Linked DNA regions of Homo sapiens: regions 1 and 2 are each linked to region 3. The links are chromatin loops, found by intact Hi-C in ENCODE. Cell type or tissue: dorsolateral prefrontal cortex. All regions are shown on one strand. Region 1 overlaps IFIH1 (interferon induced with helicase C domain 1). Region 2 overlaps SLC4A10 (solute carrier family 4 member 10). Region 3 has its middle 39 kb from the start of SLC4A10.

Region 1 (8,000 bases), 710 kb after region 3:
CAAGTGGGGAAGGCACACCCAGACAATTATGAATAAAAGGTAAGCGCTTCTGGCAGGCTACATTAAGAAAAATCCACTATGGATGAGCAGCTGCTGGGTAGTGATTCAAATACATATTACCTACTTAAAGTACTACACATCCAGTATGAGAGCTAAAGCAAATTCCTAAGGGTTTATAACTTTTATTGCCCTTCTACATGTAAATGTTGCCCAAGAAAACACTATTTAGGTTTGATATGTCTTTTAAACAAAAAATAATACATAGAAACCTTTGAGGTCTTTTCATTTAAAATGATAGGGAATTAATAAAGTACAAAAATTAATAAAGTACCTGGATCTACTGATCAGTTATGAAAATGATAGTTTGGTGATAAACATAGATGTAAAATCTCAAAGAGAATTTGTTCAAAAAGAATATCACTAAAGCCTGGCATCACAGTTGTACTAGAAGCTCATGTGAGGTTGGAAATAACTGTTTTTCTTTACTATAATTAGATTAAGCCTCTATCAAAGAGTTATGGTTAATATGGATGAATAGCAGTGCACATCCTTCATTTATGAATCCTGACATTCTGTTTTCAGAACTCAGGATCAATTCTTTTTGAAAACCTTCTTTCCCTCAGAGAAGAATTCTTTTCTTACAGTTTATTTCCAAACACTTACACAACCTCATCCTCAAGCACCAGAACTATCGTTAAACTGGTAAAAATAAAGCAATGGTGGTTACTAATATTGGCTTTGGAATCAGAAGGACTTGCAAAATTTGCTATTCACTTTGCTCTGAACCTAACAAGTTCCCCTTGTTTTAAAGTGAGGCTAATCCCACTTACTTCACAGCCCTTGATAATCTTTAAGTAATATTAGGTACAACAAGCTCTTGGCACAGGACTTTAATTGCTGGCAATTAGAAAATGAAATAAAAATCAAGAAATGATATATTCTTAGGATAGGAGTTCCATTAGATAATGTTCTTCTTTTAATTAAAAATATTTTATAATATTTATACTTAGATAATATTTCATCCTAAAGCCTCTTAACACACCAATGAGGTAGCTCTTAGCTATTTAAAACTAGTCTGAGTGTCATATTTATGGCTGGAAATAAAAATGGATGAAAAAATAGACACATAGTATGTTTTAATAAAACTTCTCTGAAAAGAGATGATATACAACTCAAAACTGCAAATATTTCCTTTTTCCTTAAGTAGTTAATTTTTTCAAGTCAGCTATATTAAGATATAATTTACTTACTAAAAAGATTACTTTTTATGTTTATAGTTTGAGAAGTTTGACAAATGTATACAGTTTTGCAACTTTGAAGAGGTTGACATATGTATACAGTTACGCAACTACCATCACAGTTAAGGTATTTCCAGCACCCCAAAAGTCTCCTCAAGCCTCTTTGTAGTAAATCCCTCTGGTTATCTAATCTGGTTTCTGTTCCACATCAGACAACCAGTGGCAACCACTGATCTGGTTTCTGTTCCAATAGTTTTTCCTTTTCCAGGATGTCATATGAATGGATTCATGCAATATGTAGCCTTTATGTCTGTCTTTTAAAACTTAGTTTATAGTAATTGTGATTCATCTACGTTGTTGTGTGTATTACTAATTTGTTCCTTTTTATTGCTGACTAGTATTCCACTGAGAATCTGTGACATTTACATCTCCCATCCAATTTGGATGAGCCTATTTAGTTTAAGAGCTATAACAGAATTACAGCCAATGCCAATCAAATATGTAAGGTATCTTTCTTAAAAATTAAAAGTAAGCTGATAAGAAATTTGTAGAAAAATTCTCAATGGACATACATACTGTTTAAGTATATTAGCACAACATAAATATACTAATGTGAAAATACTGTGCTTATCAGTTGTCGCAGATTAGTTCTAAAACTCAGATTTGAGGAATCCCTTATGATCACACGGGAAAACCTGTATATCTCACTGAGAGATTTAAAATATGGCACCTCGCAATTCCCAGAGGTATGTCTTGTTAGAAGCTCAGAGGCGAATGTGGGATAGAACTGTCAAGTAGAAGAGCGTTTTGGGCAGATGTACTGATGAAAAGAGAATATGATTTGTAAGGAAAAGGCAAGGTGTAAAATGAGATGGGGAAAATGTCATTGCAAGAGTAATTCTAGATCTAGAAATATAGGCTAAGATTTTTGAGGCAAAAAAGTGAATTTTGACATGCTTTTCATTTGCTGTTTTAAATGTAATATTGAGAACTGAAGAGAATACCAAAATTACTGAAAAAATACTAACAAATATCTAAAATCTAAGACTGTATCATTAAATTTTCCAAGTATAATAAAAATGAAAATTATATTTGATTTCCACTTCATTTTCTAATCACTAGCAGTTAAACTTTAATCTTAAACCTACTTCATCTACATGTAGAGTCAAGATTTCTCCCAAGCTTTGTTCTAACATCCGTAAGTTTTGGGAGGGAGCTATTTATGCAATGTGCACGAATAATTGATGAATTGTTTTAAAAGTTGCTACCCAAAATAGGGTATTATTAATAAAGTCTATTATCTGGATTATTTTGATCTAACAAACCAATCACCAATGTGTCAGGAAGACACTGAACTCAGAGTTTTCACAGATGTAATGTAAATTTCATTTTAATCTCTCAACATTCTGTGTGGTAGATACATATTATCTCCTGTTTCATAGGTGAGAAACCAAGGCGCTGAGAGGTTAACTGATATATCCAGATCACACAGCTACAGTGGGGCAGAATCCTCATTTCTGAATCCAAGTCCAGTGTTCCAGTGCTTTTTCCGCTAACACTAAGCATGGCTGATGATTTGGGTGAAGTTTTGTAAACACAGTGTTAACTGAATTAAGAGCTGTGGTGGTGGTGTTTTTCAACAGCAAGAGACATTTTCATTGTATTGTCACATTTCTATCCATCTTGAAACAGAGCTTATCTTTCCAAGAAAAGAACTTAGAGAGATGATTTTGCTTTGCTAACATTTCTGGTTTCATTGATAGATTTTCACTAACTTTACATTTAAGTGTCCACACCTCTTTTTAAACTTTTTTCTGCACTCAAATAAAAAGAACACCTCTGTTCTCGTTACATAAAATTAATTGCAGTAATCCTGTAGAGATTATTATGAAAATGAAAGTGAATATATGGAGCTCGATTTCTTTGTCATTTTAAGGGTATATAAATCTTCAGTTTCTCCACATAAAAATAATTTTGTTTCCTAGGCAGCAAATTCTTATGCATTTTGATATACGTTTTTGCTTTCATAGAAATATAAGTAAAATTTAATAATAAAAGAAAATATATTGTATTTCTTATAATAGGGAGAATGCCTTCCCCAGAGATCTTCCTCCTGCATTCACTTTAAAAACCGTATTACACACAAACACACACACACTCCCAAAAAAGTGAGATCAAGAAAGTGTTTGCGTGAAGCCAAAATTAAACCGACCTATTGAGTTTAAATGCCAAGAATTTCTGAAATTGATTTATTTAGGTTTATCTTGTTTTGTTCTTTGTATTTTTCAAACTATGTCAGTCTGGATTTAAGTCCTAATGAATAAAGTCCTGCGTTTATGATTTTATAAGTAGATCGCATGGAGTTAATTGGAGGCAGGCCTTGCTATGAAAAAAATTTGTGCTTTGGAGTCCAACAGATAAGTCTCCAGATCGAACGTAGCCACGACTTACAAGCAAATTAACCTTCTGTTTTAAAAAATATATAGAGAGAGATAGTAGTCTCTATTTTCTCACTTATTGTGAGAATGATTCGGTTAGACCAAGAAAATGAAACTCGAAGAGAAACAAATTTTAAATTCTCATTAAAAGGGCTTTGAATATTGAAGTTATATTGTATAATAAGTTTAGTTAAGTTTTATATAGGTGTCATTTCCTCTAGGGAAAATATCAAAGCTAACTATGAAACAGATTAGAAGATGGTAGTAATTGAACTGTTAAAGAAAAGCAGTTATTTATATCAAAAGCTATTGGAATGAATGAAAATTATAACCATCCAGTTAAGAGATAGGATTTTCTTTCATAATTTTGTAAACAACACAAAAAAGAACAGCCTTGCCTACAATGACAGCAAGTGCCTAAGACCAGCCCAAAAGCCATGGAAAAAAAAAGCCTTATTTTGCAATCACATCTTGAGTATTTTGCTAATAAGGCAGAAATATTAACTGAAATCCAAGAAATTTCTTATTTAACATACTCTAGACCTTAAATACTTTAAAATATTTTTAAATCATTTAGAAACCAAAAATATTGAACTTTAAAATATTCAAACCAAAAAAAATAAATAAATAAAGCAAGAGGTTGAAGGCCTTTTTAGATCTATTTCAATGTAAAGTCTGCCCTCTGCTGGAAAAAGCTAACATGGCAAGTAGTGGACAAGTAGGCATTCTTTATTCAAAGAGCTAAGCTCCATTAGGTAAAATTCAAATTGATTCTTGCTTCTATTCCTACCAGGTAGTACCTCTTCTATTTTTGGCCTAGAGGCATTTATCACCCCACAGAATATCTTTCGTTTCTTTCCCCTGGCTTCAGTCTGCCACACACTATTTTTCCCGAAAAGTGGTTTTGCATTACAGCAGGAAACGCGAGGGGAAAGGGCCTCTGTGCATATTGAGAAAGAACAGCACCAACTGCTCCTGTTCTCCTGCGAGTCAGTGGTGACAAGGTCTTTAGTCCAATTTCACTTTTCATGGTAATTTCATGTTTATTCTAGTTCTGACCTTGTGATGCATTTTAGCTTCACCTTTGCAGCTATCCCCACCTTCCCTCCAGTTTCATAATCCTCACGCCTGGAAGGTCCAAGCTACCCCGAAAGCTTGAAACATGTGTGCACGTTTGGGCACACACACAAAGACTGCATGGGCTTCTCAAGTGGGCTTACACTCATACTGCTAATAATATATATTTCCTTTCCTTTTGAAATAACTTAATCTTTTTTGAGAGGAAATAGATCACTTTTATTTTCAGCTCTATGTATATGGATCTACACACACACGCACGCGCGCGCGCACACACACACACACACACACTCACATTTTGGTCTGTCAGATTTTCCTCTCCGTGCCAGGGAACATGTGTTCCCACAGAATGGAGAGAAGCCACCTCCACCCACCTTGCATATTCTCTCCTGGATCCAAGCTTCTAGGAAATGAGTTCCCCAACGAGAAAAATCACTCTCCTAGAGCCACAGGCCCACATGGCTATCCATGGAGCTCCTCTGCTCCTGTTTATAGAATTTCTACTGCTGAAATGTTTCTAACAGAATTAAATTTGAATTGTGTGTAATGAGGTTGGCTTAGATTGTATCATCTATGCCCTTTAGCCTTTGCACTTAGGTTCTAATAAAGAGAGGTAGTTATTAAAGCACAGGTTGCAAGGATAACAACACACACCAGAATGACCCATTCATTCACTGCCAGTCAGTAATGGAGGCAAAAAGTCCTAGAGTAGAGTCAGTTAATAGTGAGAAGCCAGGTAACCACATGGGAAGTAAATCTTGGCAATAACAAGGTTTGGAGACGGCAAGGTAGAATGTGAATTAGAAACCTCTTTGGCTGGTAAGCACTTTTCAGGAAAGGCTGTAGGAGTTAAGCAAACTTAAGCAGACATGAAAGAATGGAGGGAGATACGAATACACTAAGGGTGCCCAGGTAAATGTTCAACAACTGGCCCTTTGGTGGGGGGAGACAGGATTTTTAAAAGGTTTGTCAATTTCCATGGTGTAAATATTCACACCGTGGCCAATTTCCAGCATGATGTCCTGTGTGGAGCTGGAAAGAGATGTGCACACTGGGGTCTTACAAGCCAGTAAGATCCAGTTCCAGCGCTCTGCTAGATATATTCCTCTACCTAAGGACTTTCCTACAATCATCATCTGAGATGATGCTTGTACACACATGCATTGTGCTGGCATTGTATAATTATCCAAATGATAAATGGTGTACTTTTAAAAGTGTGTGTGTGTGAGAAAAAGCATTGTAAAAATTACTGTTAGAGAAACTCGTTAACTTTCACTGATCTTAGAAGTCTTAAATCCTACCGCCCTCCTCCACAAATGCTCCTCTCTCATCAGACTGTTCCTCTGAACACATTTTGAGCTCTCTTGTGCTTGTGCTTTTGCTCATGATGCCTCTGAAACCTGAAATGTTGCCTGCCACTTCTATTTACAAATCCAGCATAGTGCTCTCAAGGCTCAGATGAAATATCTGATATTCCTCATCTGGTAAGCTTTCTCTCGTCAGTCTTCCTTCTTTTACAGATCTTCTCTCTTCATCCTGTAATATAGATCTTGCATCTCTTTTACCATGGCTAGATTACAGTTTCTTTGTGGAGGCATGTCACTTGTTTTCCTTCATTAGAGTATAAACTTTTTGAGAGTGAACGCAATTCCTCAGTGCTTGGTTCTCTCAATGATACTGTATTATCTGACCAACTCACCTCCTTCTTCCTATTTCTCTGGCTTCTGACCTCATTCACATCCTAAAATTGTGAAGGGAAGATCTGATAGTCAAAATTAAAATCACTGCTTTTGTTAAAACTCTGCTAAAAAAACAGCTTTATGTTTGTAGTCATAAACAGATATCATGAAAATAAATCCAACATGTATTAACTGCACACTGGGGAGATTTCTTTCTGTCTTTCTGTCATAATATTTATGTCCCCATTCCTGAGGTATGAATGGTAATCCTCCTAGGACTATTATGCAACTGTAAGCCATATAACTGACCCAGATACCTCATGCTAGGTTTCAAATAAAATACAAACTTACATAATCCTTTAACAAGTACCAATATCAGTGTCAGCATCAGCATCTCTCTCTTTCTCTCAGCTCAAATTAATATGTGTCTTTTGGATTGCCTCAGTAGTACTGCTAGTTCTCAATAATTAATGATAACTAAGTTTAGAAAAATTAAAAAGTAAAGGAGTGCTCTTACTTCAAACCAGTCCTGATATAGCATGAATGATTCTGAAACAGTCTTATTGTAAACTACTGTATCAATTATTTTTTTCCACTTAGGTTTCAAATGCTATGGTTTTATTTCTAGAGATTCTAAAAATCTCTAGATTTCTAGAGGTTAGTGCTACAGAACATTATTCTGGTCCTCAAGTGCAAGGATAAATTTTGTGGCACTTTTACAGAAATTAGTATAGACCAAATCTAAGATTGGACTTTAGTCTATAAAAAGGCAAAACAAAACAACAACAAAAAAAGTGCTATAACAGATTGGACCAGGGAGAAGAAGGCTGTTTTGTAAAGGTCAATTTTTAAACCCCTCCTACAGAACATGATCTATGCAAAATATATCCACAATATATTCCAAAGCATAATGTCACCGGATAAACCTAAGGAGTGGAACATATGGGGAAATATGAGAAAGAAGGTATTAAAGTCTGAAAACAAGCAGGTTGGTAAGCTCATTAGCTGGGGTGGAATTTTAAAATCTTCACGTGAACGAATATATAAATCAAAATATACACATGCAATCACAGTCATGCGCACTGTATATTCACACATGGCACACTCTACAGTTACATTATAATCTTTCACGCTGAAACAGTGAAATTCCATTGGCTTTATAAATGTAAAGGCGCCCTCTGCTGGCCAATCTGAGGCATTTGCATTTTCTAGTTTTCACAATAGGGCAGCTGTAACACAATGATTAAAGAAGTTTGGGGGGATTTTCTGCTCCATTCTGCATAAAAGTTTATACCAAATGCAATAAAGTTGACTTAGTTTTAAATGTCACTTAATTTCCTTTGATTTTATTGTAATGCATTAATTCCTAAAATAGTATAATGAAAAAAGGTTAATGTGAAGTAACTATTCACTTGTTTTGACAAAGCAGCAGTAGCAGACAAAGACTGACTGCACAACTAATTTAACTGTTCGCTTTTAGAAGTAAAATATTTGCTATATAGAAGTCAATTATTTGCTATAATTAAAATGCTTTTAATAGAAAATGAAAGCAGGCTTAGTGTCTCTCT
Region 2 (8,000 bases), 360 kb after region 3:
ATTGTTTTCTTTTGTTATTGTTAACATTTATTCTGTTCCACCTATTTTTCCCTAGAAAAATAACATTGCCAGTCTGCTTCCACTCAAAGAGCCATTTAAACTGAACAATAAAAGAATTGATGAGCTGATCAAGAAAAAACACTATAGTTATTCAGAATTTAGACATGGGGTCATGATTAATGAAATCATTAGTGGGTCTTCTGTCTACACTTTCTTTGGTAAACTATATTATGTTTACAGAGCCTCTTGATGTCTTCTTCAATATGAAAACCCAAATGATCCCATCTCTAAGTTATATAACATGATAATTTACTCTATATGTGTTTTGTATTATGTGAATAATTTAATACTAAATAATAATATTCCTTCTATGTATTAGCAAATCTTGAATTTTGAGAGTTCTAAGAAGCAGACATACAGCACAGTTATCAGGCTAGCTGTGAGTTAGATACCCTGAGTTTTGAGGTCAAGTAGAATAGTGAAAAATATTTTGCAATTAAAGCAAATACAGCATTGTGGGGTTGTTGGTTTTTTTCTCTTTTTTTTTGTCATTTTAAAAAGTTTTGTACTAGGTGTTAACATTTGAGCAGAAAGTTTCATATTATTTTTCATTAGTTAAAAGCAGTTTTTGCAATGGATAATTGCTAAACTTGACCAGAAACAGTCTTTATCACCAGAGGGAATACTATATAATGAAAACAATCTTGTAATTTTTAAGTCAAAAAAAGACCATTAAAATTTTTGTCTAATTGTTATGCTGAATTTTTTCCTCAATATATTCATAATGTCATCAAAAATATTTTATTAATAAAGCACTGAACTAGTGGCTATCACAACTAATTTTGTTAAAATAGTGACATAACATTTAATTTACATATTATTTGTTTGGCAGGTCCTGTAATGTTTTATTGAGTTGTTTGTTACATATCTCATGAATTATAATTTATACCTTGCCAACTCAGCAAGGGCAAAGAACTTTAGTTTTCTCTGATTCTCCCAAACTGCTCTATGCATAGTAAGTGTCAAACATTTGATAGAAGTACTTAATGTCTGTTTGAAACAGTTTCATCTTACTATTTAATGCAAATATTTATGGCAAACTGGAGTACTTAAGTTTGTGTGTATATATATATATATATATATATATATATATATATATATATATATATATATATTTGTCAGTATCTCAAAAATCAGCCTTTATAAGAAATCCTTAGGCAAGATTTAAAATATTCATAAGCAGTTAACCAGCATTTGGTGTTTCAGTGCCTGAATTACATATTTAGCTTGTACATATATAAGGGGCAGGACACTAATGCCAACTTTAATTTCTTATTCTAACTTAATTTTTGCCAACTTATAGAATTGCTGAAACTTAGAATGTGTTTGAAGAGTAATTAGTAGAAATCAGTTTGTCAACAAGCATTTTTTGAGTACCCATTGTAACTGAAACCATATGTTAGACTCAAAAAACGAGAGCAGGATTTGGATTTGGTTTTCATTTCTAAATTTCAGGACTTACTCTGTGTGTATGTGTGCATGTATGTATGTGTGCATGTGTGAGTGCCTCTGTGTGTGTATTGGGGATACAATTAGTATAAATCTGAAAATAATTGTTGAATTTAGCAGGTCACAATTTTTCTCTTTTAAAATTAGCATTTTGTTTCCTCCCAAAGAGAAAATAAATAACATTTTCAAATATGCTTTGAATTAATGTAATTAGGCAGACCATTGGCAAATTATAGAGTGTAAGACAGCTAAGGAACCCTTTAAATGTCATCTATGTTCTTAAGAATTGAGAACAAGATCCCGCCAAATGACTTTTATACCTGCAGAAATGACAAAAGATGCTCACAAATTTATAGATAATGTGTTTATCATGGAACTTTTAGCTCCTTTTTCTATGTAGCAATTTTGCTACCCATTATATTGCTTAATAATTGCTCTGCTAGCATTTCTGGACAGGTGCAGAAGAGGATGAAAAACACAAGGATTCATTTTTGCCACCTTATCTATTTTTAAAGCATTTTGAAAGAAGGAAAATTAAAACTTTAATTAAGGCCTGGGGGATTTTTCTGTGGTTTTTCAATTAGCCAAGTTGCTGTGCTCTGTATTAGCTTAACATGAATAATTGGAATTTAACTTTGCCTATCAAGGAAGATGTTTGCAGTTAAATTAGAAAAGGAGACAGATTCTTTAAGACAATAATAAGGTGTATTAACTATATTTCTCAAGACTCTCAGGCTTAGGGTAGCTAGCAACTCCAAGTAGATTTTACTAGTTGTTTGTTTTCAGATGACAGTGTAGCTATTTGTAATTTATTCTACAATCTTTGGAGTGTATTTACTTTTTGCTCTACAAAGATTTCAGGCCTAAAGTTGGGCAGACTCTGTGTTTGTGATCAATCTATCAGTTCATATTTGTCTCCAAGATCTCTCTGCAATTCAATTTATGTTCAGGGCAAGAATATCTCAAGGACTAATGAGATCACTGGATCATTTAAACCATTATTTCCTGTTTTGAAATGTAAAAATACTTTAGTAATCTAATTTTTAAATAAGATAAACCAAAGTAAGTTTAAAATAACTTTTTTTCATTCAAAATATTTGTTTGAAATGCTCAGTTTTTCCTGGAGGAAAAAAATTTTTTTGACTTTGCTGCCACCTCATGGCTAAGGCAGTAATTAGAAATAGTTCTTCAGGCTCTTACAGAACTACAGTTGCAGAAGAAAAAATAATCCATGGAGAAGTCATAGTAAATATGAGCTTTGCCTTGCTCATGTAGTAATTTTATTTCATTTGTTCTTTAGTCCAAGTTCGATAGTCCCATCTTTGACTTACAAGTTCATTTCAGTCATTGTATGTCATAGTTTTCTTGTTGCCTTTCTCATCTTTCTTGGCAGCTTTTGGACTAGATAATTCTACAAAGTCATTGTTCTTAGTCAATAAGCAATAATAATCTCACTGCAGAAATCGTGTTTGTATCACAGCTCTGCGGCCACCCACCAGTGGTGAGGCCACAACAAATTATTTAACCCCTTTATGCTTCAGTTTCCTCAGACATGGAATATTAATAATAGCATGAACATATTTTATGGTATTGGTGTGAAAAGTAATTTAAATGATGTATTTAAATAGCTGGGCATAGTGTCTGACCTTAGTAACCAATCACTATTACATATGTCATATTTTCAATATATCTCGTGTTAGGAACTTAGTAGATATTAGATTTAATACATACTAATTAATTGGTAAATCAATCGTTTTATACATTTAAATTTAAAAAGCAGTTCATGTTCAAATTTTTCATAAACCTTTGCATATTTCTCACCACCCATCCAAGTTGAACTTGAAACTCGTAATGTAATGCCTGCTAAATCATTGTGAGAGCCATAAAGGAAAAGCCTCAGCATCTGAACTACAATTGATCAGAAGGTGTTAGTTTTCTGCAAGAAATGTGTCCGGTTTTTTCTTAGTAGCTCCATTTGTTTTACTTCCTCTGGCAGGAATGCAAATCATTGCATGGAGAGTATGTTGGACGGGCCTGTGGCCATGATCACCCATATGTTCCAGATGTTCTATTTTGGTCTGTGATCCTGTTCTTTTCCACAGTTACTCTGTCAGCCACCCTGAAGCAGTTCAAGACTAGCAGATATTTTCCAACCAAGGTACTTAGACTATTTCTTGATCTAAATGTAAAATAACATAGGACAAAAGAAAGAGTAATTGATGTAATAAAAGGAGCCACTGAAAGGCTTTTGTGTGAGTGAGCTGCCAGGTTAGTTGTGGAGTGAGATGAGGGGCTGAAGAGAAAGAATTTGTGATGCAGGTGCTGGGAGTGCATATGCAGGCTTTTCTCCTAACTGCAAACCCCACGGATCAACTCCTACTTTCCTACTGACGTTTTTGGAAATTCACAGCACACACTGCATTACTGATTGTCACTTTTTTGCCCAGTGAACAGTGGGAACTATTCCAGCCTGACAGATACCTCAGAGGAGCCTATGTTACATTCTCTAATTGGGGAAGCCCCGGCAAGACTCATTGGAACAATATTCTCTTTTTCAATGTTTAAACCGTCAGTCCCTCCCCCTAACCCACCACGTTTGCATCTGCATATTTGGAAAGGAAAGTAAACAGAGAAACAGCTTAGTTCAATATTTAACACTGCAAAGTAACACCTATAATGTCTGATTCCGCCAAAAAAAATTTAAAAAAAGGAAAAGAAACAAGGAAACAAGCTTCTGAGGGATGAGCTATAGATTATGATCAAAATTCCACTCTGGAAAAATATTTCAAGAACTGTTCCTTCCGAAGGGGGCTTCTTTTTTGTCACCACTTTCTTCTCTAAGGTGGAAGATTCATTTATTTCCCCAAAAATCTTAGTCTGATTAATACAAAAACATTTTTCTAAGCTGAAACAATAATCTTAAGCATTTTGTGTATGCTTGTGTGTATGTCATAAAGGCATCTTAAAATAAACTAGATCTGGATAATAATTATATGTGAATATTTGCTCAGAATTGGCTTTATAAATGAGAAATGGCTTTAAAAATTGGCTCACATAGAATAAATTTTAAATTTGCCCACTCTGTTGTGTACATTCCCAACTGTCATGCTTATATTCTAGATAAACTAAAACATTATGTTTCTTTGATAAGAACAGATAATTTTATTTTATGATGCTTCAAGTTTATCATATTAAAGTGTTACCTGTGTGAAAGAGATCCCTAAAATCCAGCCAAATTCTGCCCATGCTACCTTATTCTGCATTCTGAATATTCACATGCATGGGTTCATCATAAAGTTAGATTTTAAATAAACATTGAAAACAGCACAACCACGATGTAGCTATTCCATAATGCCTCATTCTGGAAAGGTTGAGTGTGTACCAATCTTAACGACAGTGATACATAAATATATATTCAGGTTCTGACAGAGCTAATGGTAATCTTATAGTATGCATAAAATATAATATTATGATATTATGTCATAAAGTGTTTATAAAGTGTGACTCTAGATTATGTTCCTGAGTATTCCTTGATATTTATAGCTACTTTAAGTGACAAGTGTTTTCATTATTTTTAGGTTCGATCCATAGTGAGTGACTTTGCTGTCTTTCTTACAATTCTGTGTATGGTTTTAATTGACTATGCCATTGGGATCCCATCTCCAAAACTACAAGTACCAAGTGTTTTCAAGGTACTTACTATCTCTCTCCCTCTTCCCATCTCTCTCGGTCTAATCTTCATTTAGATGATACCTATAACTCTAGTACTTAGGATTTTCATGAAAATATGAAGAATTTAGATTAGAAGACCAGTAAATGAAATGCACACAGCATGGCTAAAATTTAGGTCTAATATTTAAAAATATAAGAATTACAAAATATAAATAATTATAAATATAAAACTTGCTTGAAAAAAATTTCCTGTCAATTCTGCCAGTTGAAATACCTATATATAACATTCTTAAAAGATAAGGAAGCATTTGAAACTAAGAGAAAAGGATTATCTTGGCAGAATTGTACAGTGAATAAGGCTTGGAAAACAGATAAAAATAGATTGGGAATAGAATTCTGACCGTGTTACTAATGGGGTACAGTTTGAATATTCCTTATCCAAAGTGCTTGGGATCGGAAGTGTTTCAGAGTTCATTTTTTTTTCAAATTTTGAAATATTTGCAAACACATAATGAGATATGTTTGGGGTGGGGCCCAAGTCTAAATACAAAATTTATGTTTCATATATACCTTATACATATAACCTGAAGGTAATTTTATACACTATTCTTAATAATATATGTGACCTATCACATGATGTGAGGTGTGAATTTTCCGCTTGTGGCATCATGTGAGCGCTCAAAAGTTTCAGATTTTGGATCATTTCAGATTTCAGCTTTTCAAATTAGGGGCACCCCTTTGTTTTCTCTGTCAAACAGGGCTGGGGACTTCTATATAGGGCTCTTGTCAGGATGAAATTTTGAGAATCATCTCAGACAGCAGCCATGTTTGGAATCCTTCCCTGAGCCTCTGCTGTGACCAAGTATCTTTTTTATCATTTTCACTCAATAGCCTCTGCACATCAAAAATAACAGTTACAATACCATAATGATGTATTTTGTTTAGATGTCTGTCTCTGATTCTAAACTGAAAGAAGCCTCTGATTTATCTTTGTATCTCAGTTCTAGCACAGTGGTCAATGTGTCAATATGCTATTTGTAAATTTCAATACATTTTCCAATAGTAAATAGTAAATATTAATATCATTTTATTTAATACAGGTATTGATTAATAACACAGATTTTTCAACAAGTCTGTCAGAGTTTAAATCCCATCTCTACCACGTACTAGCTTTGGGATCTTGGGCAAGTTACTGGATCTCTCTGTGCCTCAATTTTCTTATCTGTGTCATCTTTAGAGTGTTGTGAAGAAAAAAAAAATGAGTTAAAATATTTAAAGCACTTAAAATGGTTTTAAGTGATTTATGAGTATTATTATTATTTATTATAGGCCACTCAGCTCCTCTGTTTATAATTAGGGCTTTCCTAGTAGCATCTGTAAGACCTAATTTGATCAAGTATTCATTAATCCAGTTCATAACTATGCACATTCTTTACTTTATACAGCCCACTAGAGATGATCGTGGCTGGTTTGTTACGCCTTTAGGTCCAAACCCATGGTGGACAGTAATAGCTGCTATAATTCCAGCTCTGCTTTGTACTATTCTAATTTTTATGGACCAACAGATTACAGCTGTCATCATCAACAGGAAAGAGCATAAGCTAAAGGTATATTTTAACATCCATTTTAATGTAAATAATTATGACAACTGATATCAACTGATGTTCATTTGACTTCTATATTCTGTATTCATTTGCACAGTGAAATATATAAAATAATGTTTTTAGATGTATAATTTTTATTGTCTTACAAGATACTTGGTCTTACAATGAGATGAGAATTTACTTATTTGTAGCACTTGGCTGAGCTCACGTCTGAGAACTCACCTCCAAGGCATAAAATAAAAAACTGTCAAAGTTTTAACTTTTCCATACTTAACATATTTTAATGAAATAACAATCTGTTCTGGTGAAGTACAACCATACCAACTTGTCTTACATCTGAGATTCCTCTATTCCTCTATTTAACCCTAAATGTATCTATTACATTGAATTCATTATCAGAATAAATTACAACTTCAACTATTTCTCATTTTCTTTAATTATTTTTCTGTCTGCCTGTAACAACAAAATCCAGACATAAACGTCACAGTTTAGAAGTGACATCTTTGAGTTTTATTGCAGATTTCACTGTCTCTTTTATAAAAAGAATAACTATAGATGTGTCTTAGTTACATTCTGACCTTGCCATTTTGCAATTGTGAATAATCGAAATTGTTCACTGGTATGCAATTTGCCTGAGATATGTAATGTAAGCACTGTCACTTACTTACAGGAATATGTTAAATAAAATCGATGAAATCATTAAATGGTTAAAAATAATCTGCATCAAACCTTGTAAAAACATAACATGCACAATCTTGTTTTTGTTTTGGTATCGTGGGGTAGTTGCCAGCTATTTTCACATACCCTTTAAACTCTAGGAGAAAAAATCATTGTCAGAGCAACAGAAATCATGCTTTATAGAATTTTTTTATAGGAATGTTAGAAAGATGAAAAATATCTCTGATTAAACTCTGATGCAATATATTGGGTCAATGCAAAAGTAATTGCAGTTTTTGCCATTACTTTTAATAATAATAATTACATAAATGTAAGAAAGCACACTTATTTGCAATAAATCTTATGAAGAAGGAATTTTGAGTATATGGTGGAGAGAATGTGTGTCTATCTTAAAGCAAAGGACATTTTTCATTCTCTTTGTAGAACGTAAGTTAAGAATTCTCACAACTTTATGTATTTTATTAAATGATACATTTTAAAAAATCAACTAAAAAACCTGTTTTAGGAAGAAAGTAAGCCATATAATTATTATTTACC
Region 3 (8,000 bases):
GGACTATATTAATCTCAGGAAATGAAATACTCATATTTTATCCAGGAAACTGGTGTATTAGGCCACTCTTACATTGCTATAAATAAATACCTGAGATTGGGTAATTTATAAAGAAAAGAGATTTAATTGGCTTCTGGTTCTGCAGGCCGTACAAGAATGGCATCCGTATCTGCTTGGCTTCTAGGGGGGCCTCAGGGAGCTTTTACTCATGGCAGAAGGTGAAGTGGGAGCAGGTATGTCACATGACCAGAGCAGGACAAGAGAGAGAAAGAGTGGGAGGTGCCATACGCTTTTCAACAAACAGATCTCATGTGGACTCTCTCAGGGCCAAGGTGATGGCACCAAACAATTCATGAGGGATACGCCCCCACGATCCAAACATCTCCCACTAGGCCCCATTCCAACACTGGAGATTACATTTCAACATGAGATCCAAACCATGTCAATGGGAATATATGGTTCTGGCTCATTATGTTAAAATAAATAAAATAATTTTTATCATGCAGAGTGTTATGTTAATTTTCACTGTTTTCTTCTTCTCATTTGCATCTATGGTCATCATCTTTCCTTGCCTTCAGTATTAGTATCTGTAAACTTTCTCTCTTCTGGAATAGCATTTATTCAAACCTTACGATATCCCTAATGTATTGGTGTATTTTTAAAAAGCCCATATACAATAACGCTTTATTTTTATGCTGTCTAAATCTTTTATTTAAAGACATCTGGTATGTTTGGCTCAGCGGACAAAATATGACAGTGCTGAAAAGTAGTATTAGCAATTCTTATGACTTTCTACATATTTTAAGTTGTTTAAGGCAGAAATTACATACTGTGGTGGATAGAGTAGCAGACTAAGAAAAATTTATCACTGACATGCTATTACTTACTTTTTTGTGACCCTGAGAAAACCAGTAGCCTTTTCTATGATTCTGATTTTTAACCACAATTTTATAGCTATGAAAGAAGAAAACAATTGTTCCAAATATCTGCACAATAGGAATACCGAGATTTCAAGAATAATTCTTTGTGTGTTTTCTTAAAATGTAGCATAATCTATTGCTACTGTTAGTGTTTCCAAAGTGGCAAGCTTGAATTCAATTTCTTGTAATAAGTAAAAACATGTCCTTTATATGGCCAGCGGTAACTTTTTGGTTTGAACTGCTATATGAATTAGGAATAAAAATATAATATTGGATTGAACTTCAACTTATCAGAAAAATTCTTTAACTATTAAGATATTTTAGGTATTAAAATTCAATTAGTATTAATATAAATTTGAAAAATTATTATATTTCAATTATGTTTAGCTGCTTATAGTTTTAATTCAGAGACATTAGTTGATTAAATACTGTCTCTGTAACTAGGCCTTGATAAATAATGCTATTGTGTGTGACATGGATAAGAATCAGGTCATAGTTTGGTATTTCAGCTTGTGTGCACTGTCCTTTGCTGAAGAGAAAACATCATCTTGGTTCAAATGATCAGTACTTGCTAATTTATTAGTGATTTATTTTCCTTAAACCTTGAAAGTCTTTTTGTTATATTTGCTGAGGGTAGGGTAAATAAATTTGTACTCACAAACCAGATGATCTCAGATGTGACTGATTCTGGCTACTTCTTTGATTTATGGAATGATTAATTTCATTATGAATATTTCACAATCATCTGGGAAATTGGTTAAAAAAAGAGGAACTTAATTTAATTTGCTATGGTATGTCTATAGGTATATTTATATCCCTCTTATTTAAGGCAAAGATGAAGATCTAGGCCAACTAGGGAACTCAATAGGCCATGATCGTTGGAAGTTGTGGGTATAGTTACTTGACATTGTGATTTCTGTGTATTTCTTTTTCAGACTGATGTTATTTAAAAATGGTGCCTGCTTAGTAGAGGTGCATAGGGAGAGGAATGTTGGATTTTTATGTTATTCACAATACACATGCCAGATATATTTTGCTTTCCTGAAAAAGTTGTACTATCTTTACTCCTCTAAATCTGTTGCCTTTCTAAGCATGATACCAAAGGCAAATATCCTGAAGAAAAGAGTGATAGATTTTACTACAAAAAATTTAAAACTGTCTGCCAAAATCCACTATAAACAAGATTGAAAGGCAACTGACAACTCGGAACAATGGGAGCAACACATATGGTGAACAAAGGGTGAAAATCCTTATAAAGAGCTCTTAAAATATAAGAGCATATTGCACATACCAGATCATCTTTTCATCTGGAGAGCTAGGTACTCTTATTATCTTTATTTTATAGATAGATAAAGAAGTTAAGGCTTAAAGGGGTCTTACAGTTAGTCATGAGTGAAAGATTCAAACCTGGGTTGTCTGACCCCAGAGTCTGTACTCTTAACCACTAAGCTACACTTCCCTCCATTTTTACAGGTGGCCAGAGACATCAACAGGCAATTTGCAAAGACACCCAATGGCTAGTAAACATATAATATTTATTTTCTCTCTGGAAAACAAATAATGGAAATGAAAATAACTAGAGAACATTTTGTCTATCAAACTGACAAAAGTTTTAAACAATGGTTATGTTCATTTTTGGCAAGATATGGAAAAACCAGACAATTGGTAAATCCTTTCATTGGGAAAATTACCCACAAAATCCCTTAAAACTCAGTTATAGTTTTTAACATTGTAATTTAATTTTTAGTTATGAATCCTGAGAAAATAGTTGTGTATATGTGAGATTTAGTTATGATGATGTTAACTCAATATTTGTTTATAATGCTAGAAACTGTAGACAACCAAAATGTTCAACAATAGAAGACTGATTAATTAGCATACATCTATAAAATGGAATGCCAGTAGTTGTTTAAAGTGATATTTTAGAGTTGTTTGGGCCGGGTGCGGTGGCTCATGCCTGTAATCCCAGCACTTTGGGAGGCCGAGGCGGGTGGATCACCGGCGGTCAGGAGTTCAACACCAGCCTGGCCTGGTGAAACCCCGTCTCTACTAAAAATACAAAAATTAGCCAGGCGTGGTGGTGCGTCCCTGTAGTCCCAGCTACTCAGGAGGCTGAGGTAGGAGAATCACTTGAACCTGGAGGAGGAGGTTGCAGTGAACCGATATCGTGCCACTGCACTCCAGCCTGGGAGACAGAGTGAGACTCTGTCTCAAAATAAATAAATAAATAAAAATAAAAATAAATAAATAAAGAGTTTTTGATGGCATTTTATGTGTTAAGGGAATAAATCAGATCATTAACTCATTAAGATTCCATTTAAAAATTGCACGTTATTGTATTGATAAAACACTGAAAATGTTTTTATGAAAATATTAACTGATTTTCTCTAGTTAGAATATGAGTGGGTCTTATTTTTAATTTTCCAAAGTTTCTACAATAAAGAAATTTTATTTTTTTAAAAACATAAAAGTTACCAGCCAGGCATGGAGGCTCATGCCTGTAATCCCAGCACTTTGGGAGGCTGAGGCAGGTGGGTCACCTGAGGTCAGGAGTTTGAGACCAACCTGACCAACATAGTGAAACCCCGTCTCTACTAAAAATACAAAAATTAGCTGGGCATGGTAGCGGGCACCTGTAATCCCAGCTACTCAGGATGCTGAGGCAGGAGTATCACTTGAACCTGGGGAGGCGGAGGCTGCAGTGAGTGGAAATCGCGCCATTGCGCTCCATCCTGGGCAACAGAGAGGGAGACTCCATCTCAAAAAAAAAAAAAAAAAAAAAAAAAGAAAAGGTTACCAGAAAGTTTCTTTAATTTACTTCTTTTTGCATGTAAGATTTTAAAAAAGTATAATCACAGATTTACAAGAGAAAAAATTTTGATCTTTCCATCCTTTTCCACATGGTGGATCTTTATTTTAGTCTTCTAATGGATAGTTGTCATAATGTTATTCCTGGGTAAACTTGAATGATGTTTTATTTATTATTTCCATGTGAATTTTTTTTGACTCTTTTTTTGGCCATAGTTTTATCATTATTTCTTTTCTTTAACTTCTTCCCATTTATATTTGCCGATTTCTACTCTTTCTAATATATTTCCTATATTCTGTTTTTTATTAGAAAAACTCCAATTTTTTAAAATTTTTAAACAATAATTTTAATTTATTTTAGAGTCAGGGGTTACATGTGCCTGTTTGTTACATAAGTATATTGTATTATGCTAAGGTTGGGGTACAAATCATCTCATCCCTTGGGTAGTGAGCATAGTACCCAATAGTTTTTTGGCTGTCTCCCTCCCCCGCTCCCTACTCTAGTAGTCCCCAGTATCTATCGTTGCCATCTTTATGCCTATGAGTATCCAGTGTTTAGCTTTTAAATTCATTGCTTGTTAATAAAATATACCAGTGTTCAAAATTTTCTTCTTTTCTACGGAATAAAAATTTTGCAAAATTGGCATGAAATTTGTTGTGCAAAATGGAAGATGCCAGCTTGCTTATTTTACTTTATATTATTTAACAGAATTAAGATTACATAACCTAGTTCTCAATAACTGGTGGTATTTGTTGATAAACTTCTATTGATATGTTAATTTTCTGTTAACGTGGGACTTATTAGTTACGTCTCGTTCCTGAATTCGTGAAACCTCCCCTCCCCCAAACAAATGCTCTCTCTCTCTCTCCTCTTCTTTCAGTAAGTCAATTTATATTTGGAGACATGGCACAGTAGTAGATGATTCAAGCTGAGAAAGAACGAAAAAAAGATCTCTGGCACTCATTCCTTGCTTTCGTATGAGCTAGCTCCCGACAGGTATCTAGTATATGCTGAGTTTCCTGTCTTTCTCATATATATCAGGCAGAGTAAAGCAGGTAGGAATCAGAGGCCTCAAATTAATGTCTGTAAATCCTGAGGAAATATTTTGAGGCTGCAGTAGACTAAACGATGCTAGATTTGGTTTGATTTGCTGTAATTCTATCATTTGAACACTAAGTGGCACTAAAGCCTAGGTCACAGATAACATATTGTCAATTTAAATTCTAAGATTTGGGGTCTATTGGTGGGTAAATGGCTTTGGAAAAGTGAAAAAAGGATTAGTAAGAAAGTATTCTGAGCTTAAAGAAAGACAGAAAAAATAGTTTTACAATCAGTTATTTTTGGGAACTGGAAGTTTAACCAAACTCTCTTGCTTTTATTTGCAAGTTATTTAAAAGCAAGGAGTAAACCGCTCTTAAAATGACCAAAGATGATTAACCTCACTGGCACCTATCCTTGAATATTTTCCCTTTTTCTTTGAAGGGAAGGAAAATCTATACTTAGAAGAAGGTTTTCAGATGGAAAGCACCCATATGCACGTTGAACCTTAAGCTCTTGCGTACCCATAGATGACAATACCCATAATAAACATTTTTTTCAACGCTTTTGAGACTATTTACTTATACCTATAATATGTATTTTTACATTTGACCTAATTTGGGAAATGTCAGTATAATTTGAGTTAGAAAAAAAGATCAGAATTTGGTTATTTTGGAGAGGAAAGAAAATCATATGTTTTATTGCTTATCTGAACTTTAAAAAATTAAAATAATCTTTCCCAAGATTTATTGAGATATATAATTGATAAATAAAAATATATATGTTTAAGGTATAAAATGTAATGATTTGATATACATATACATTGTGAAATGATTAGTACAATCAAGCTAATTAACACATTCATAACCTCGAAGCTACCATTATTTATTTCCAGCTTTATTGAGGTACAATTGACAAAAATGTATATACGTATGGTGTATGACGTGATATTTTGATGTATGTATACATTGTGAAATGATGACTACAATGAAGCTTAACATATCCATCACCCCACATAGTTATCTTTTTGTGGGGAGAAACATTTAAGATCTCTCATAGCAAATTCCAAGTACGCAATACATTATTATTTATACTCACCATGTTGGACATTAGATCTCCAGAACTTGTTCATCTTGCGTAACTGAAGCTTTGTGTTGTTTGACCACCATCTCCCCATTTCCCCAGCTTCCTAGCCCTGGGGCAACCACCATTCTACTCTCTGCCTCTATGAATCTGACTCTTTTAGCTACCTCAGATAATTGGAATCACGTAGAATTTAACTTCTGTGACTGGCTTATTTCTCTTAGCATGGTGTCCTCCAGGTTCATCCATGTTGTTGCAAATGACAGAATTTCCTTCTTTTTCTAAGGCTAAATGGTATTCCATAGTACGTGTGATATATGGAAAAGGAAGTATATACATACATACACACACATACACACAAACCCCACATTTGCTTTATCCATGCATCTGCTGTTGGACACTTAGACTGATTCCATGTCATGCCTATTGTGAATAATGCTGCAATGAACATTGGAATATAGAAATCTCTTCAAGATACTGATTTTATTATCTTTGACTATATACCTAGAAGTGGGATTGCTGGAACATATTATAGTCCTATTTTTAATTTTTTTGAGGAGCTTTCATACTGTTTTTTCATAATGGCTGTATCATTTTACCGTCCTACCAACAGTGTACAAGGGATCCTTTTCACATTCTGGCCAACATGTTATCTTTTGCCATTTTGATGACAGCCATTCCAACAGAGGGGGCATCCTTATTTTGTTCCTGATCTTAGAGCTTTCAACTTTTCATCACTGAGTAGAATGTTAGCTGTGGGACTGTAATATGTAGCTTGTATTATGTTGAGGTATATTCCTTCTATACATAATTTGTTGAGAAGTTTTTTATCATAAAGGGTACAGAGTTTTGTCAAATGCTTTTTCTGCATCTATTGTGATTACCATGTGATTTTTATACTTTTCTGTTAATGTGGTATATCATATTTATTGATTTGTGTATGTTGAATCATCCTTGCATCCCAGGGATAAATTCTAATGGTGTATGAGCCTTTTAATATGCTGTTAAGTTCTGTTTTCCAGTAACTCAAGATGTTTGCATCTGTGTTCATCAGGGATATTGGTATGTAATTTTCTCTTCTTACAGTGTCCTTGTCTGGTTTGGTATCAAGGTAATTCTTGCTTTGTAAAATGAGTTTGGATTTGTTCCCTTCGCTTCAGTTTTTTGAAAGAGTTTGAGCTAGGGATTGGCACTAATTCTTTATTAAATGTTTGATAAAATTAACCAGTGAAGCCATCGGGTCCTGAGATTTTCTTTGTTGGGAGATTTTTGTAAAATTACTGACTCAATCTCTGTATCTGTTATTGGTCTGTTCAAATTTTCTGTTTCTACAGGATTCTATCTTGGTAGGTTGTATGTGACTAGGAATCCATCAATTTCTTCTGGATTATCCAAATTGCTGGCATATAATTGTTGAAGTAGTTTCTTATTATTCTTTGTATTTCTGTGGTATCAATTGTAATGTCCCCCCTTCATTTCTGATCTTACCTATTTATTTGAGTTATCCCTCTTTCTTTCTTAGTCTACCTAAATGTTTGTCAATTTGGGTTATGCTTTCAAAAAACAGATTTTCAGTTTCTTCAGTCTTTTATGTTGTTTCTCGAATCCCTATTTCATTTATTCCTGACCTTTTTTATTCGTTTCCTTCTTCTAACTTTGGATTTAGTTTTTTTTTCTAGTTCCTTGAGGCATAACATTAGATTGTTTATTTAAAATTGTTCCTCTTTTTTGATATAGGCATTTGTTCTTATAAATATCCCTCTTAGGATTGCTTTTTGCTGCATCCCGTAATTTCTGGTATGCTATGTTTCCATTATCATTTGTCTCAAGGTAGTTTTTGATTTCCTTTTTGATTTCTTCTATGGCCCATTGGTTGTTTAGGAACATGTTTAATTTTCACATATTTGTGTAATTCTAACATTTTTTCTATTGTTGATTTCTAGTTTCATGCCATTGTCATCCAGAGAGGTACTTGACATGATTTCAGTCCTCTTGAATTTGTTAAGATTTGTTTTGTGGCTTAACATGTGGATTTGTTTTGGAGAATGTTCTGTGTGTACTTGAGAAGGATATGTATTTAGCTGCTGTTAAATGAAATGTTCCATATATGTCTGTTAGCTTCATTTGGTCTGAAATGTAATTCAAGTCCA

The links. Hi-C counts contacts between places; a loop is a spot of excess contacts. Peaks named below come from ENCODE experiments on the same cell type or tissue, not always from the same donor. Only the 100,000 strongest peaks of a DNase experiment are listed, where the experiment ranks them.
Region 1: a loop joins it to region 3, with 5 times the contacts of the local background. A loop is called at or near these places in 43 of 110 quality-filtered maps.
Region 2: it touches region 3 in a loop (15-fold over the local background); 63 of 110 quality-filtered maps call a loop at or near these places.

Annotation. Positions count from the first base shown.
Region 1 is chr2:162,293,768-162,301,767 of GRCh38, forward strand. All of the region lies in intron 3 of IFIH1 (interferon induced with helicase C domain 1), which reads right to left. Among named protein-coding and RNA genes, the nearest start is that of IFIH1, 21 kb to the right of the region's middle. In dorsolateral prefrontal cortex, CTCF peaks have their summits at 4,358 (motif pointing left), 4,557, 7,575 (motif pointing left) and 7,628 (motif pointing left); DNase peaks (open chromatin) are centred at 4,374, 5,064 and 7,594; H3K4me3 peaks cover 389 bases; H3K27ac peaks cover 3,233 bases.
Region 2 is chr2:161,944,061-161,952,060 of GRCh38, forward strand. SLC4A10 (solute carrier family 4 member 10) reads left to right here. Exons shown (of 27, transcript NM_001178015.2): 17 at 3,506-3,667; 18 at 5,088-5,201; 19 at 6,627-6,788. Among named protein-coding and RNA genes, the nearest start is that of DPP4, 130 kb to the right of the region's middle. In dorsolateral prefrontal cortex, a CTCF peak has its summit at 2,654 (motif pointing left); no DNase peak of the experiment used is centred here; H3K27ac peaks cover 1,715 bases.
Region 3 is chr2:161,581,847-161,589,846 of GRCh38, forward strand. No RefSeq gene overlaps it. Among named protein-coding and RNA genes, the nearest start is that of SLC4A10, 39 kb to the right of the region's middle. In dorsolateral prefrontal cortex, CTCF peaks have their summits at 4,896 and 5,095; no DNase peak of the experiment used is centred here; H3K4me3 peaks cover 471 bases; H3K27ac peaks cover 792 bases.